Regions from separate parts of the Homo sapiens genome. Here region 1 is linked to region 2. Evidence: read pairs that join two places in POLR2A ChIA-PET (ENCODE). Cell type or tissue: Panc1. All regions are shown on one strand. Each heading gives the region's core, and the rest is flanking DNA. Links, peaks and the distances in the headings are about the cores only. Region 1 has its middle 8.0 kb from the start of METTL16. Region 2 overlaps PAFAH1B1 (platelet activating factor acetylhydrolase 1b regulatory subunit 1).

What was found. ChIA-PET counts read pairs that join two places held together with the same protein. Peaks named below come from ENCODE experiments on the same cell type or tissue, not always from the same donor. Only the 100,000 strongest peaks of a DNase experiment are listed, where the experiment ranks them.
Region 1: POLR2A ChIA-PET joins it to region 2 with 14 read pairs; 23 of 35 experiments call an interaction of 5 or more read pairs at or near these places.

Annotation. Positions count from the first base shown.
Region 1 is chr17:2,515,585-2,524,108 of GRCh38, reverse strand. No RefSeq gene overlaps it. Among named protein-coding and RNA genes, the nearest start is that of METTL16, 8.0 kb to the right of the region's middle. In Panc1, for the core only: no CTCF peak of the experiment used is centred there; no DNase peak of the experiment used is centred there.
Region 2 is chr17:2,598,223-2,606,746 of GRCh38, reverse strand. The region is part of intron 1 of PAFAH1B1 (platelet activating factor acetylhydrolase 1b regulatory subunit 1); the gene reads right to left. Among named protein-coding and RNA genes, the nearest start is that of PAFAH1B1, 8.8 kb to the right of the region's middle. RefSeq lists a silencer at 7,878-8,172. In Panc1, for the core only: no CTCF peak of the experiment used is centred there; a DNase peak (open chromatin) is centred at 4,037.

The DNA of each region.
Region 1 (8,524 bases), core at 214-8,213, 83 kb after region 2:
GATTACAGGCATGAGCCACTGCATCCAGCTGAGGCCTGACATCTTGCTCCCTGGTCCCTAGTGCCTGATGGAGGAGAGATGAGGTACAGAGGGTAAATAACCTCAAGAGATTCCAGTAGTGAGTAAGGAACTTTGTCTTTCTCTTATTTTATTAATTTAATTTTTAATTTTTTTTTTTTCCTGAGACGGAGTCTCCCTCTGTCGCCAGGCTGGAGTGCAGAGGCACGATCTTGGCTCACTGCAACCTCCGCCTCCTGGGTTCAAGCAGTTCCCTTGCTTCAGCCTCCCAAGTAGCTGGGACTACAGGCATGCACCACCACGCCTAGCTAGCTTTTTGTATTTTAGTAGAGATGGGGTTTCACCATGTTGGCCAGGATGGTCTCGATCTCCTGACCTCGTGATCCACCCGCCTTGGCCTCCCAAAGTGCTGGGATTACAGGTGTGAGCCACCGCGCCTGGCCTATTTTTTAATTTTAAAATATTTAACATAGTCAAAAAATACATGTTGCCAGGCACGGTGGCTCACACCTGTAATCCCAGCACTTTGGGAGGCTGAGGCGGGCGGGTCACCTGAGGTCGGGAGTTCAAGACCAGCCTGACCAACATGGCAAAACCCCATCTTTACTAAAAATACAAAATTAGCTGGGCATGGTGGCGCATGCCTGTAATCCCAGCTACTCGGGAGGCTGAGGCAGAAGAATGGCATGAACCCAGGAGGCGGAGCTTGCAGTGAGCCGAGATCGCACCACTGCACTGCAGCCTGGGCAACAGAGCGAGACTCCGTCTAAAAAAAAAAAATAAAGTCATGCATATGTATTTTGTATGCACAATAAGACAAAGACTTGTGAACCTACCACTCATTTTAACAACTGGAATTCTTTTCCAGATTTTTGCTGTTTAAATAATGCTTCTGCCTGTAATCCCAGCAATTTGGGAGGCTGAGGTGGGAGGATCGCTTGAGCCCAGAAGTTTGAGACCAGCCTGGGCAACAAAGTGAGACTCTGTCTCGACAAAAAGTAAAGGCCGGGCTTGGTGGCTGATGCCTCTAATCCCAGAATTTTGGGAGGTCGAGGCGGTGGATCACTCAAGGTCAAAAGTTCAAGACCAGCCTGGCCAACATGGTGAAACCCCGCCTCTACTAAAAATACAAAAACTAACCAGGCACAGTGGTGCGTGCCTGTAATCCCAGCTACTCAGGAGGCTGAGGCAGGAGAATTGCTTGAACCCGGGAGGCGGAGGTTGCAGTGAGCCAATATCATGCCACTGCACTCCAGTCTGGGTGACAGAGGAAACTCTGTCTAAAAAAAAAAAAAAAGTACAAAAATTAGCCAGGTGTGCTGGTGTGCACGTGTGGTCCCAGCTACTCAGGAGGCTGAGGTGGGAGAAACGGTGTTTCTCCATGTTGGTCAGGCTGGTCTTGAACTCCAACCTCAGGTGATCCGCCCGCCTTGGCCTCCCAAAGTGCTGGGATTACAGGCATGAGCCACTTCGCCCAGCCACTAGTGGACTTTTTAATGCTCCAGTGAACATGCTGAGCTACTTCTAGTCCTGTAGTCCTATAGTCCTAACTGAATGACATGGAGGACAAGGGAGGGGAGGAATTGCCAGATTAGGGAGAGACTAGGGGACTTGGGGTCTTTCTATGTGACTCTGAGAATCCCTGGACTTTCTTAGAGAATGGAAGCCAGCTGGTGGATTTGTTATTCATAGTTCTGTTCCACCCCAAAGCACACTACGGCCTGATCCTCTGGGAATGATTGAAGATGCCTAAGTAACTGTCTGTCCTATCCGACCCCCGACAGCCTCTCCTGCTTCTCAGGTGAACACTGTTTACTTCCCTCTACTCTTGAAGTCAGTGTTTCTCCAAGTGTGGCACACAGCCACTTACATTAGAATCAGCTGACGTGTTGTTAAAATTGCAGATTCTTGGCTGGGCGCAGTGGCTCACGCCTATAATCCTAGCACTTTGGGAGGCCGAGGTGGGCAGATCACCTGAGGTCGGGAGTTTGAGAGCAGCCTGACCAACATGGCGAAACCTCATCTCTACTAAAAATAGAAAAATTAGCCAGGTATGGTGGCATATGCCTGTAATCCCAGCCACTTGGGAGGCCAAGGCAGGAAAATCGCTTGAACCTGGGAGGTTGCGGTTGCGGTGAGCCAAGATTGCACCATTGCACTCCAGCCTGGGCAACAAGAGTGAAACTCTGCCTCAAAAAAAAAAAAAAAAAAAGCAGATTCCCAGCTGGGCACGGGGGCTCACACCTGTAATCCTAGCACTTTGGGAGGCCGAGGTGGGCAGATCACGAGGTCAGGAGTTCTAGACCAGCCTGGCCAATATGGTGAAACCCCATCTCTACTAAAAATACAAAAATTAGCTGGGCATGGTGGCTTATGCCTGTAGTCCCAGCTGCTTGGGAGCCTGAGGCAGGAGAATCGCTTGAACCCGGGAGGCAGAGCTTGCAGTGAGCAGAGATCACAGCACTGCACTCCAGCCTGGGCAACAGAGTAAGACTGTCTCAAAAAAAAAAAAAAAAAAAAAAAAGCGTATTCTCAGACCTTGCCCCAGACTGAACCTGATTCTCTGGAGTGCGACTTAGGAACCTGCTGTTTAATTAGCTCCCCAAGTGATCTTCACATTGAGATTTGAGGGCTACTGCTCTAAGCACTGCCATCAAGGAGGTCAGGCCAAGGTCATCTCTAAGCAGCTTCAGACACTCTCCTCCGTAAGGGACAAGTTGAATCCCATTTTCCCCTGATGCTTCCCTTACTTCCGCTGACCCCTTAAATTGTAGGATCCGCAGGTACAAGATGTGTATCCCAGCATTGTTTATAGTAGAAAGAAACTAAAAACAGCTGCTTGCTAGTAGAAGCCTGGTAAAATATGTAATGGCTCATCTTTCCAGTGGAATGCTGTGCAGCTATTAGAAGTGGCTTGATGTCCGGGCGCGGTGGCTCACGCCTGTAATCCCACCGCTTTGGGACGCCAAGGTGGGTGGATCACTTGAGTCCAGGAGTTTGAGACCAGCCTGGGCAACATGGTGAAACCCCGTCTCTACAAAACATATAAAAATTAGCAGGGTGTGATGGTGGGTGCCTGTAGTCCCAGCTACCTGGGAGCCTGAGGTGGGAGAATGGCTTGAGCCCAGGGAAGTCGAAGTTGCAGAAAGGCAGAGGTTGCAGTGAGCCAAGATTGCGCCACTGCACTCCAACCTGGACAACGGAGCCAGACCCTGTCTCAAGAGATAAATAAAACACGGGCCGGGCGCGGTGGCTCACCCCTGTAATCCCAGCACTTTGGGAGGCGGAGGTGGGCGGATCACGAGGTCAGGAGAACAACACTACGGTGAAACCCCGTCTCTACTAAAAGTACAAAAAATTAGCCGGGTGCAGTGGCGAGCACTTGCAGTCCCAGCTACTGGGGAGGCTGAGGCAGGAGAACAGTGTGAACCCGGGAGGCGGAGCTTGCAGTGAGCCGAGATCGTGCCACTGCACTCTGGCCTGGGCGACAGAGTGAGACTGTTTCAAAAATAAATAAATAAATAAATAAATAAATAAATAAATAAATAAATAAAACAGTGTTTCAACCAGAGGTTCACAGACAACCTGTGGGGATTTTTTTTTTTGGCGGAGTTTTGCTTTTGTTGCCCAGGCTAGAGTGCAGTGGCGCGATGTCGGGGCTCACCGCAACCTCCGCCTCCCGGGTTCAAGCGAGTCTCCTGCCTCAGCCTCCCCAGTAGCTGGGATTACAGGCATGTGCCACCACACCAGGCTAATTTTGTATTTTTAGTAGAGATGGGGTTTTCTCCATTTTGGTCAGGCTGGTCTCGAACTCCTGGCCTCAGGTGACCCACCCGCCTAAGCTTCCCAAAGTGCTGGGATTACAGGCGTGAGCCACTGCGCCTGGCTAGCATTTGGATTTTTTAAAAAGGTCTTCCAAGATTCTGACGTGAACTCCTAGTTGAGACCTGTTGCTGTAATACAGAACTGTTGTTGATTGTGGGCCAATAAAAGAAACGCAAATAACTATTCAGAGGGCAAATTTGAGTGAGTACCCTAAGAAAGTGACGAAACAAATGCTATGGGGCTTCAACGGAGCTAGAGGTTACATCTGGATGGAAGAATGAAGAAGGCTTTATGGGTTAAGTGGCAATTTGTAATGAGACATGAAAGTATATGTAGGCTGTGGGACAGTAGAAATTGTGGGAAGGAGGCTGGACATGGTGGCTCACACCTGTAATTCCAGCACTTTGGGGGTCCAAGGTGGGCAGATCACTTCAGGTCAGGAATTTGAGCCTGTTCAACATGGTGAAACCCCATCTCTTTAAAAAAAAAAAAAAGCCGGGCAGGGAGGCGGGCACCTGTAATCCCAGCTAGCTACTCAGGAGGCTGAAGCAGGAGAATCACTTGAGCCTGGGAGGCAGAGGTTGCAGTGAGTTGAGATTGCACTGCTACATTCCAGCCTGGGCCACAGAGGAGACTCTGTCTCATTAAAAAAAAAAAAAAAAAGGAAACTGGGAAGAAGAGGAGGAGGATATATATATATATATATTTTTTTTTTTTTTTTTTTTTTTTTTGAGACAGAGTCTCACTCTGTTTCCCAGGCTGGAGTACAGTGGCACAGTGGCATGATCTCGGCTCACTGCAACCTCTGCCTCCTGGGTTCAAGTGATTCTCCTGCCTCAGCCTCCCGAGTAGCTGGGATTACAGGCGTGCACCACCACGCCCAGCTAATTTTTTGTATTTTTAGTAGAGACGGGATTTCACCATATTAGCCAGGGTGGTCTCCATCTCCTGACCTCATGATCTGCCTGCCTCGGCCTCCCAAAGTGCTGGGATTACAGGCATGAGCCACCGTGCCCGGCCAGGAAACTGTGGGAAGAAGAGGAGGAGGATGTTTCAGAAAGAGAGACTAGTTTGGGTGAAGAGAGATGCAGAAAAGAACACAGAATATGTTCAGAGACCAGATCATAGTGAATTTGGCTGGAAGGTAGTTAAACGCCGAAGGAAAAGGTAGATTGGAACTGCTGTGAATGGTCTTGTATTCTAGGATGAAGTCTTATTAAATATGAGTAGGAGAGTCAATATTGAAGAAATGCCAATCCTCTCAAAATTCATCTATCTATATAAAATGTAATAACAATAAAAAAATCCCAAAAGGATTTTTGTAGAAAACTTAATAAAATGGTTCTGGAGTTTATTGCATGGACATGTGAGTCAGGCAAATTCTGAAAAACAAGATTAACATAGGGGCCTTATGTTATATTATACTGCATAGTAATAGAAAGCTACACTAATTAAAACAAATGTGTACATGTATAGAAATAAGCTGACAGATCAATGAAACAAGTCTAGAAATAAACTCAAGCATATGTGGGAAGTACATGAATTACCAACAGGACGATTCAAATCGATGTGTTAAAAATGGTATTCACGCGGGCCGGCCGCAGTGGCTCATGCCTGTAATCCCAGCACTTTGGGAGGCCAAGGCAGGCAGGCGGATCACCTGAGGTCAGGAGAGCACTCTGGCCAACATGGTAAAAACCCGTGTCTACTAAAAATACAAAAATCAGCCAGGTGTGGTGGCTACTCAGAGGACTGAGATAGGAGAATTGCTTGAACCCAGGAGGCGGAGGTTGCCGTGAGCTGAGATCATGCCACTGCTCTCCAGCCTGGGTGACAGAGTGAGACTCCATCTCAAAAAAAAAAAAAAGGTATTCATGCTGGGTGTGGTGGCTCACATCTGTAATCCCAGCATTTTGGGAGGCCCAGCTGGAAGGAAGGATCGCTCTAGGCCAAGAGTTCAAGACTAGCCTGGGCAACATAGCAAGACTCTGTCTCTAAAAAAAAAAAAAAAAAAAAAAATTTTTTTTTTTTAATTCGCTGGATGTGATGGTGTGCACCTGTAGTCGTAGCTACTTAAGAGGCTGACATGGAGGCCAGGTGCGGTGGCTCACGCCTGTAATCCCAGCACTTTGGGAGGCCCAGGCAGGCGGATCACAAGGTCAGGAGATCAAGACCATCCCAGCTAACACGGTGAAACCCCGTCTCTACTAAAAATACAAAAAATTAGGCAGGTGTGATGGTAGGCGAGATCCTGCCTTCAGTTTTGGGGGCTATATACCTAGAAGTGGAATTGCCAGATCACAGGGTAATCCTATTTTTAATTTTTTGAGGAATTGCTCATTTTAGAGTATAATCCCTATTCGTCTACATTTTGATTCTGTTTTGTCTGTCTGTGGTGCTTGTGGATGAGGTGTGTGTAGTGAACACCATCACTCTTCAGCAGTATTTTGAGCACATGGAGGGACTGCAGGCCTGCCCTCTTCCCCACCCCAAGTTAGGTGGGGACATCTGAGTTGATTTGGTTGTCAATGATGCGTCTCACTTCCGAGTGGAAGCTCTGAAAAGCCATCCTCTCTCTCTCCTTTTTGCAGGGGTCCTGGAAGCCCATGTTGACATGGTGGTGCCGCAGACTGTGGCTATGTGGATCATAGAATCGTCACATGGAGGATGGCTGTCCTGAGCAGCTGCTGAGGCCACAGGAGGCTTTGCTTCCCCTCCAAACTGTCTTTTCCTGCATAAGTGTCAGGCTGTGTGTGTGTGTGTGGTTTTTTTTTTTTTTTTTTGACAAATTTGATTTTCTCTTCTTTTTCTTATTTTAAATCATTTTTTTTTAAATCATACAAATGATGTATGAATCCATTATCATTGTAAGACATTCAAATGATATAGACAAAATTAAAGACTCTCATGTCCCACTTCTAACATTCCAACTCAGTTTTCCTGAGGTTTCCCTAAGGTAACGCTGTTCTCAGTCTGGGTTTTTCCTTTCAGATCTTTTTCTACGGCTACTTTTATGCTTTATATTTTCATATTGAAATGTGTTCTGGTTTTACTTTATATAAACAATATCAAACTGAACCTACTGTTTCACAATTTCCTTTTACCTTATTCCATATCTTGGAAATTTTCTGTGTCAGTAGATATAGATTTCCTTTTTTTTTTTTTTTTTTTGAGACAGGGTCCCGCTTTGTCACCCAGGTTGGAATGCAGTGGCATGAACATGGCTCACTGTGGCCTCGACCTCTTCGGCTCAAGCAATCCTCCTGCCTCAGCCCCTCAAGTAGCTGGGACTATAGGCACACACCACCACACCCGGCTAATTTTTGTATTTTTTGTAGAAATGGGGTTTTGTCATGTTGGCTTCCCACACCACCACACCCGGCTAATTTTTTTATTTTTTGTAGAAATGGGGTTTTGCCATGTTGGCTTCCCACACCACCACACCCGGCTAATTTTTGTATTTTTTGTAGAAATGGGGTTTTGCCATGTTGGCTTCCTAGGCAGGGCTCAAACTCCTGGGCTCAAGCGAACCTACCTGCCTCAGCCTTCCAAGGTGCTGGGATTATAGGAATGAGCTATCGTACCTGGTCAATTTTTTTTGGTTTTTATGATTATTTTGTTTCTTAATCCATATGGGATTATTTTATGTATGGTGTAATTTTAATTTTTTTCCAAGTGGAAAACATCATTATTGGCTATTCTTGCACATTTTGTTTTCCAGCTAAATGTTATAATCATCTTAAGCTTCCTATAAAACTTCTTGGCATTTTAGATGGTCTTCCTATTCACCCTGTATTTTTTCAGAGTATCCTCAAATTTTCTGGTGTGTCAATAACACTAATTCTGAATTTTCAGCTCGATTTGAAATTTACTGTTTAATTTTTAAAATGAGTATGTTCTGTTTTATGAGACTTGGAACAGGAAGCAGGGCAGTAGTAAGATGTACATTTATATCCAGTTCTTCCACCAGCTATCATTATTCATTTATTTATTTTATTTTTTGAGACGGAGTCTCCCTCTGTTGCCCAGGGGGGAGTGCAATGGCGTGATCTTGGCTAACTGCAACCTCTGCCTCCCGGATTCAAGAGCCCAGGTAGTCGAGTCTACAGTGAGCTGTGATCATGACGCTACACTCCAGCCTGGGTGACAGAATGAGATCCTGTCTCAAAAACCGTAAAGAAATGAAAAAGAAAATGTGGTATCCTTAGTGCAGAGGATCACTTCAGTGGCTCTCTCAGTTATGTAAATGTAAGCTGAGAAAAAATAATTGTTCTGTAACAGGATATCTTTTTTTTTTTTTTTTTTTTTTTGTCATGGACTCTTGCTGTTGCCCAGGCTGGAATGCAGTGGCGTGATCTCAGTTCACTGCAATCTCTGCCTCCTGGGTTCAAGTGATTCTCCTGCCTCAGCCTCCCAAGTAGCTGGGATTACAGCCATCTACCACCCCGCCTGACTAATTTTTTGTATTTTTAATAGAGACGGGGTTTCATCATGTTGGCCAGGCTAGTCTAGAACTCATGACCACAGGTGATCCACCCTCCTCAGCCTCCGAAAGTGCTGGGATTACAGGTGTAAGCCACTGCACCTGCCTGGATATAGCTTTTGTGACAACTATAATGGCTATTAGATCCCTGATATGTAAACTTGGTCCCTAAGAAGGAGGTGGATACATTTACATAAG
Region 2 (8,524 bases), core at 116-8,115:
CTGTTTTACTACTGCAGGTACTTTTAACATTTAACATATTCCCTAATAAAAATAGAAAACAAATTAAACTGTAAATACACAAAATAAAATTTTAGCCAGGCATGGTGGCTCACCTGTAATCCCAGCATTTTGGGAGGCCAAGGCGGGCCTGAAGTCAGGAGCTCAAGACCAGCCTGGCCAACGTGGTGAAACCCCATCTCTACTAAAAATACAAAAATTAGCTTGGCTTGGTGGCAGGCACCCATAATTCCAGCTACTCAGGATGCTGAGGCAGAACTGCTTGAACCCAGGAAGCAGAGGTTGCAGTGAGCTAAGATAGCGTCATTGCACTCCAGCCTGGGCGACAAGAGTGAAACTTCGTCTCCAAAAAAAAAAATTAAAGAAAACTCAAAAAGCACTTTTTTTCCATTGGGCATAGGTCTCATGATAGGCTTTCTGACAGGTAACAAGTTGGATACATAAATGAAATGAAAGCCCTGAAGGGTAAGTCCTACACACATGAAGCCCTCCTGTGAAGAATTTTGGAGTCGAATAGTTAAGATTCATATATCAATCTGGCTCCTTACAAACTGTGTGACCTTGGGGAAATCTACAAATTTCCTAAGCCTATTTACCCATTTTTAAAAAGGGACTAATATACCGCCTACCTCAAACAGCTGTGGTGAAGCTTAACAAAATCGTCAATATTTAAGGGCTTGTCTAGCTTTGTATATCTCTCACCTACAGCTCAAGAATAATTTCACTTTTGTACTTTTATATACATAAGCAAAGTAAAAGACTTTGCTTCCCTAGTGTCCAAAGACAGACAACAAATCATTTTTGCCATCACAAGAAAGCAGAAAGCAAAGGTCACCTCATCTTAATCATCATCAATCATCACCATAATAACAATATTTATTGAGTACTTACTATGTTCTAGGTACCATTCCTAGGCTCTTTAAATGCATTAACTCACTTGACACGTCAGATAATACATTTTATATACGCTAGAAGAAGAGAAAAATAGGTACTTATTATAAGATTACGAACTCAGAGAAAAGAAAGTTTCTTCCAGGTGGAAAAAATTAGAAAAGACTGCCTGGAAATGGAAAACCTGGTAGGCAGATTTGAAGCGTAAGTAAGGGGGGCGCGGCAGGGAGTCAAAGCAGCAAAAGGAACAGAAAATATCTTCCCAAAGCTGAATCACAGTAGACATGGAAGGCAATAAGAAACAGGATGAAAAGCCAGGACATGTAAGAGAAGTCTTTGAGTGCCCATTTAGGATTCAATAAACACCTATTCAGTACCATAGTTTTGCCATTGTGTTCTTTGCATTTTCATTAAAGACAGTAAAAAGCTGATGATGGGTTTTTGGCAACAAAGTGACTTGAAAATTGTGGTTCAGGAACATTTATCTGGCTGCTTTATGTAATATTCTATACAACTCCTCCTCTTATTCTCTGCTATGGCTAATAACACCTCGTTTCTCAGTTCCACTCAGTCACCCAAACTACAAATCTGAATTGTTTCAACTTGCCTCTCCCCATCACACTACTCATTCACAACCGGACCTCCTAAACCTTTCTCCACTCAACAACATTTAATGTCACTGTCTTGCTTCAAGCACTAATCATTATTTTCTGAAGAAGTCTACATGACCTCCAAAATCCACATTCATTATTGCCACCTGCATAATCTCTCCAAAATATACATCATCTCATAATGCTTGTTTTTACCTGAAATTGTTTAATGACTTCCAACTTGCCTACAAGCTACACAATATACAAATTCTATCAATCTGGCTCAGACGTGCCTCTCCAACCTCAAATTCTACAATCCCCTCTGCCAAACTATTACCAGCATACATAAAATAGTTTCTCATGCTTCTGTGACTATTTATGTTGCTGTTCCCTCCACCTAAAATGACCTCCCACGTTCACTCCAATTATTTTTTTTTTGAGACAGAGTCTTGCTGTCGCTCAGCAGTCTGGAGTGCAGTGGCCGCCATCTCGGCTCACTCCAATACTCCTCCTGGGTCAAGTGATTCTCCAGCCTCAGTCTCCCGAGTAGCTGGGATTACAGGCATGCACCACCAGGCCCGGCTAATTTGTGTATTTTTAGTAGAGATAGGGCTTCACCATGTTAGCCAGGCTGGTCTCGAACTCCTGACGTCAAGTGATCCACCCACCTCAGCCTCTCGAAGTGCTGGGATTGCAGGTGTAAGCCACCACGCCTGGCCCAATTATTCATTCTTCAAGATTCAGTTCAAGTATCATCTCTTGGCTGTCTTTAGTGTGTAGATTTGATGGGCCCTGAAATAGCCTAAATGACACAGGTCACATACAAGGTATACCATAACAACTCAGGACAGCTTTAAAATACCAAGTACACTGATTTTCCTATCCATTTAATCATTTTATTAAGAATCTCAGCAGGGTGCGGTGGCTCACACCTGTAACCTCAGCACTTTGGGAGGCCGAGGCGGGGGGATCACTTGAGGTGAGGGGTTGGAGACCAGCCTGGCCAATGTGGTGAAACTCCATCTCTACTAAAAATACAAAAATTAGCCGGGTGTGGTGGCACACACTTGTAATCCCAGCTACTCGGGAGGCTGAGGCAGGAAAATCTCTTGAACCTGGGAGGTGGAGGTTGCAGTGAGCCAAGATCACGCCATTGCACTCCTGGGCGACAAGACCTCAACTCCGTCTCAAAAAAGAAAATAAAAATAATCTGGCCAGGCGCGATGGCTCACGCCTGTAATCCCAGCACTTTGGGAGGCCAAGGTGGGAGGATCACGGGGTCAGGAGTTTGAGACCAGTCTGACCAACATGGTGAAACCCCATCTCTACTAAAAATACAAAAATTAGCCGCGCGTGGTTGCGCATGCCTGTAATCCCAGCTACTCAGGAGGCTGAGGCAGAAGCACTCGAACCTGGGAGGTGGAGGCTGCAGTAAGCCAAGATCGTGCCACTGCACTCCAGTCTAGGCGACAGAGAGAGACTCCGTGTCCAGAAAAAAAAAAAAAAGAATCTGGAGAAAATTTCAAATTACCCAATGTCAATCAAGATTTTCCCCCTTCTTATGAAATTGAATAAAAACAAAAATGTGTGTGTGTATACATATATACATACTTTTTTTTTTCCTTGAGACAAAAGTTTTGCTCTTTTTGCCCAGGCTGGAGTACAGTGGTGCAATCTCAACTCACTGCAACTTCTGCCTCCTGGGTTCAAGCAATTCTCCTGCCTCAGCCTCCCAAGTAGCTGGGATTACAGGCATCTACCACCACGCTCAGCTAATTTTTTTATTTTTAGTAGAGACGGGGTTTCACCATGTTAGCCAGGCTGGTCTCGAACTCCTGACCTCAGGTGATCCACCTGCCTCGGCCTCCCCAAGTGCTGGGATTACAGGCGTGAGCCACCGCGCCTGGCCTGTATTTTGAAAAATACAAAAATTACCCAGGCATGGTGGCGCGGGCCTGTAGACCCAGCTACTCAGGAGGCTGAGGCAAGAAGACTGCTTGAGCCCAGGATTTGCAGAGTTGTAGTTAGCCACTGCACTCCAGCCTGGGCAACAGAGCCAGACCCTGTCTCAAAAAAAAAAATCATTCTTTTGTCAAAATGTATTCACTGCACTCTGTTCTGAGATACTACAAGTTGCTCTAGACAGAGAGGACAGCAGGAGTAGAATCACAAAGATCACAAAGTGGGGAGGGAGAAAGCATATATATATTAGAGTGTGAGCAAGGTGGGGCTTGATTAGAAATGAAACTTGAAGTGACTGAAGACCTAGCAAACTGTGTTAAAGTATGTGGACTATAGGAAAGAGGGAGTCAGCACAGTACGGTGGCTGAAAGCCCCAACTGTGGAGCCTCAGTACCTGAGGTTCAACTTTCAGCTCTGCTACTTACAAAGCTGTCACAAAGGGCTAGCTAAATTCTCCCAGAATGTTGTGAGGAGTAAACGAATACTTGTAAAGCACTTAAAACAGAGCCTGGCGTATTAGTAAGTGCTATGTAAATATTTGTTAAATAAATACAAAGGGAGCCAAGGGAGGGTTCTTTTTAAGTAGGGAAGTGTGATATGGTCAGATTGCATTTTAGATAGATGACTGGGGACTATGTAGCAGAAAGACGTTAACCGGACAAGACTGAATTTAGAGAGACGATGTGAAATTAGTTGGGTAAGAGATTATGTGAACTATGATGGTAGTAGTAGTAATGGTAAGTATGGATAGAAGGGGACTAACTCAACAAATATCGAGGAGGTAAAATTGGCAAGACAAGGTAATTGATTGGATATAGAGGAAGAAAGAAGAGTCAAGGTTGAGTCCCACGTAAAGTATTATTTCTAATGTTTTTAAAAGTAATATTCTTCTAAGAACTTTGGATCCTAGATGTCTTCTGTGCTAGTGACATTTGATGTCTTGGGGTTGTATTATGATGCTTCCATAAAAATGCGAACCACAGGCCTGTTTAAACTCTCAAATTGATAGGCCCTCGCTGTTTTGTTTTTTTTTTCAGTAGGTGGAGATAATTTCTCTTTAAGGACATACCATTATACAGAACACTTATTTAGCCCAAGTCGAAGAGCCAGAAAGCTTGAATAATGATTTTATTAAGTGGGGTTTTTTTTTATCTTTACGTTGGGATTTGTGATGATAAAGACTATAGCATCATGGTAATACTGTAAAAATTTTTAAGTGACTGCTGAACCATTAAAGACAAATTAAAATTTGTTAATTCTGTTATTTCCAATTTTTTCACTGTTCATTCATATATGATAAACTTTGATAACCAGAATATTTCATTACTTATTGATCCCTTTGACAAATCTTAGCTCATTTCTACATTTGTCAACTTTAAAAATATTTTTTCTTAGGCTGAGAGCAGTGGCTCATGCCTGTAATCCCAGCACATTGGGAGGTAAAGGTGAGCAGATGGCTTGAGGCAGTTTGCTTAGGCTAGGAGTTTGAGACTGGCCTGGGCAACATGGCAAGACCTCACCTCTTACAGAAAATAGAAAAATTAGGCCGGGCGCCGTGGTGCATGCCTGTAATCCCAGCACTTTGCGGGGCCGAGGCAGGAGGATCACCTGAGGTCAGGAGTTCAAGGCCTGCCTGACCAACATGGTGATACTCCATCTCTCCTAAAAATAGAAATATGAGCCAGGTATGCCGGCAGGCACCTGTAATCTCAGCTACTCGGGAGGCTGAGGCAGGAGAATTGCTTGAATCCAGGAGGCAGAGGTTGAAGTAAGCCAAGATCATGCCATTGCACTCCAGCCTGGGCAACAAGATTGGGAGACTCCATCTCAAAAAACAAAAATTAGCCAGGTGTGGCTGGGCACGGTGGCTCATGCCTGTACTCCTAGCACTTTGGGAGGCCAAGGTGGGCAGATCACGAGGTCAGGAGTTCGAGACCAGCCTGGCCAACAGAGACCCCCCATCTCTATTAAAAATACAAAAAACTTCACTGGGCAGGGTAACAGATGCCTGTAATCCCAGCTATTCAGAAGGCTGAGGCAGGAAAATCACTTGAACCCAAAAGGCGGAGGCTGCAGTGAGCCAAGATCGCAACACTGCACTCCAGCCTGGGCGACAAGAACGAGACTCAGTCTTGAAAAATAAATAAATAAATAATAAATAAATATTCATGTATGAGTTTAGTCAACAGCTTATTTCATTTTCTCTGACAATGCTAAATGTATAGCCTTTCCTCACCCATAAAAAGTTAACCAAGGCCAGGCATGATAGCTCATGCCTATAATCCTAGCACTTTCAGACACTGAAGTGGGTAGATCACCTGAGGTCAGGAGTTCGAGATCAGCCTGGCCAATATGGCGAAACCCCATCTCTACTAAAAATAAAAAATTAGCCAGGTGTGGTGGCACATGCCTGTAATTCCAGCTATTACTAGGGAGGCTAAAGCAGGAGAATCGCTTGAACCCAGGAGGCGGAGGTTGCAGTGAGCCGAGATCGCGCCACTGTACTACAGTCTGGGCAACACAGCGAGAGTCCGTCTCAAAAAGAAAAACTTAACCAAAATACTAAATAATCAAAACATCTGACTCATTTATCTCCATCTTCTTTCTTTTGTAGTTAGCATATTTTTTATAAAATAAAAATATGAAAAGAAATAGATAAAACACTAGTATATCATAGAACATATTCTTTCTTTTTTTGGTTTTTTTTTTTTTTTTTTGAGATAGTTTCACTCTTGTTGCCCAGGCTGGAGCGCAATGGCACGATCTCGGCTCACTGCAACCTCCGCCTCCCGGGTTCAAGCAATTCTCCTGTCTCAGCCTCCCAAGTAGCTGGGATTACAGGCACCCACCACCACACCTGGCTAATTTTTGTATTTTTAGTAGAGACAGGGTTTCACCACATTGGCCAGGCTGGTCTGGAACTCCTGATCACCTTCTGCCCGCCTTGGCCTCCCAAAGTCCTGGGATTACAGGCATGAACCACAGTGCCCAACCCATAAAACAAACTCTTCTATCTTTACCTTAGATTAAAAATGGATTGGGCTGGGTGTGGTGGCTCACACCTGTAATCCCAGCACTTTGGGAGGCCAACTCGGGTGGATCACTTGAGGCCAGGAGTTCTTTAGTAAAAATACAAAAATTAGCTGTCTGTGGTGGTATGTGCCTGTGGTCCCAGCTACTCGGGAGACTGAGGCAGAAGAATCGTTTGAACCCAGGAGGTGGAGGTTGCAGTGAGCTGAGATCGAGACACTGCACTCCAGCCTGGGTGATGGAGTGAGACTCTTACCTCAAAAAAAAAAAAAAAAAAAAAAAAAGGTTAAAAATGGATTAATCTGCACTGTAAAATTTTAATAAACATATAACTTTCTACAATGCTTTCAAAAATTAAATTTATTAAAATGTTCAAAGATTCTTAATTTTACTTTTGTAAAAAGTCTCAGAAAATTTTTTAATGGCCTCAGTTAACTGTCAATTCTTGTCAACATAAGAGCCCCAAAAGCAGATAATCAAAATGTATAGGTAATTTGTCCAGTTGAGTTAATTCACTTTTTATACTTAAGAATTCTGTCAAAGTGTAACCCTGTTCCCTCAGAGAATATAAAATCTCTGTATACGAAATGCAGCCACTCTTTCCTCCATCACCTTAATTCTCTTGAGATCACCGGAGTCAACTATTACAAAGATCTTTAGGATAGCACATTTCCTTTCACATAACCATTCAGTCAAATGCAACTAGTACTTATTCACTTATTAATACTATCTGTAAAGCAGTATTAGGCATTTTTTGGGAGAAGCTACTCAAATGCCAAAAGCCTTATGCATGCAAAGCAGTCAACAATACAAGACCATATGTTAATAAATGCCAATTTAAATGATGCAGGCAATAAATACCACCAACTTTCACCATTTAACAAAGATTAAGGAGTCCAATCGTTATAGAAAGAAGGAATGTGTGATTTTACAAAGCAGTACCCAAGAGTTCTGTGACTGCAATATTTACCTTATTCTAGTCACTAACCTAACATTCGACAGGAAAAGAAATTCTCTGGATTTCAGTTCTCTCATCCATAAAAATACCAATCTACCTCAAAAAGTAGCTGGCAGAAGAACAAATGAAAATCAGTACCAAGCTCAATATTTAGAAAGTTCTAGAGAAACGTTTATGACAATGTTAAAAGACAATAGAGAGTACCATTCCAGAAGTATCCTTGACAAATGCAGATTAGTCCTATCTAGGTAAGTTTCAACAAGAAGCCACCATCTTTTAAAAAGAAAACAAGAAATAAAATAATAAGTGCTTATGATGCCTGCCACCAATGAATATAAAGCATTTCATAAATATCAATTAAATTCTATGACTGCCATGCCAAGGTTAAAAATTACATATGTAACAGAAGTTAAACTAAGGTTCCATTTCAATGACTAGCCAAAAAGTGCCATGCCAAACCAGCAACAAAGAACAATCCAAAAAGCCTTCACTGCAGTTAACTATTACGCTTACATAATACAGCATCTTTCTTCATGAAATACAGATTTCTCAAAATGTTTGACCTTCAATGACGAGGATTCAATTTACAGCTAAGCATCTTCTGGAGAACGGTAGGTCTGTCTTTTTTTCAGAACTCGTATTGTATACCACTAGTTTTATTTTAAATAGAACAACTTTCTAAGTAAAAAAAAAAAAAAAGTAATAGTTGTACTGTAGATGACATAATAAAAACAGTGGCAAAGAATTTCCACTTCAAAACTTAACTATTTCCCTCTTTCCAAAGCACATAAAAATAAGTTACCTGTCATAATGAAATATTTTCGTTAACAGGGACTTAGAGGCAAGTAAAAAATATTTTAGGACCACAAGCAGAAATGGCCAGCTTGGTTTAAAACCAACCGAGCCTCAAGTCCCTTTGGCAAAAGAGCGCATGACTCACTGCTTTAGAACTCAATGGGAAGATATTGAAAATTCACTCTGCCCTAATATTTTGCTTTGGGTTTTTTAAGACATCTTCATCTTATTTTTATTTATTTATTTATTTTTTGAGATGGAGTTTCGCTCTTGTTGCCCA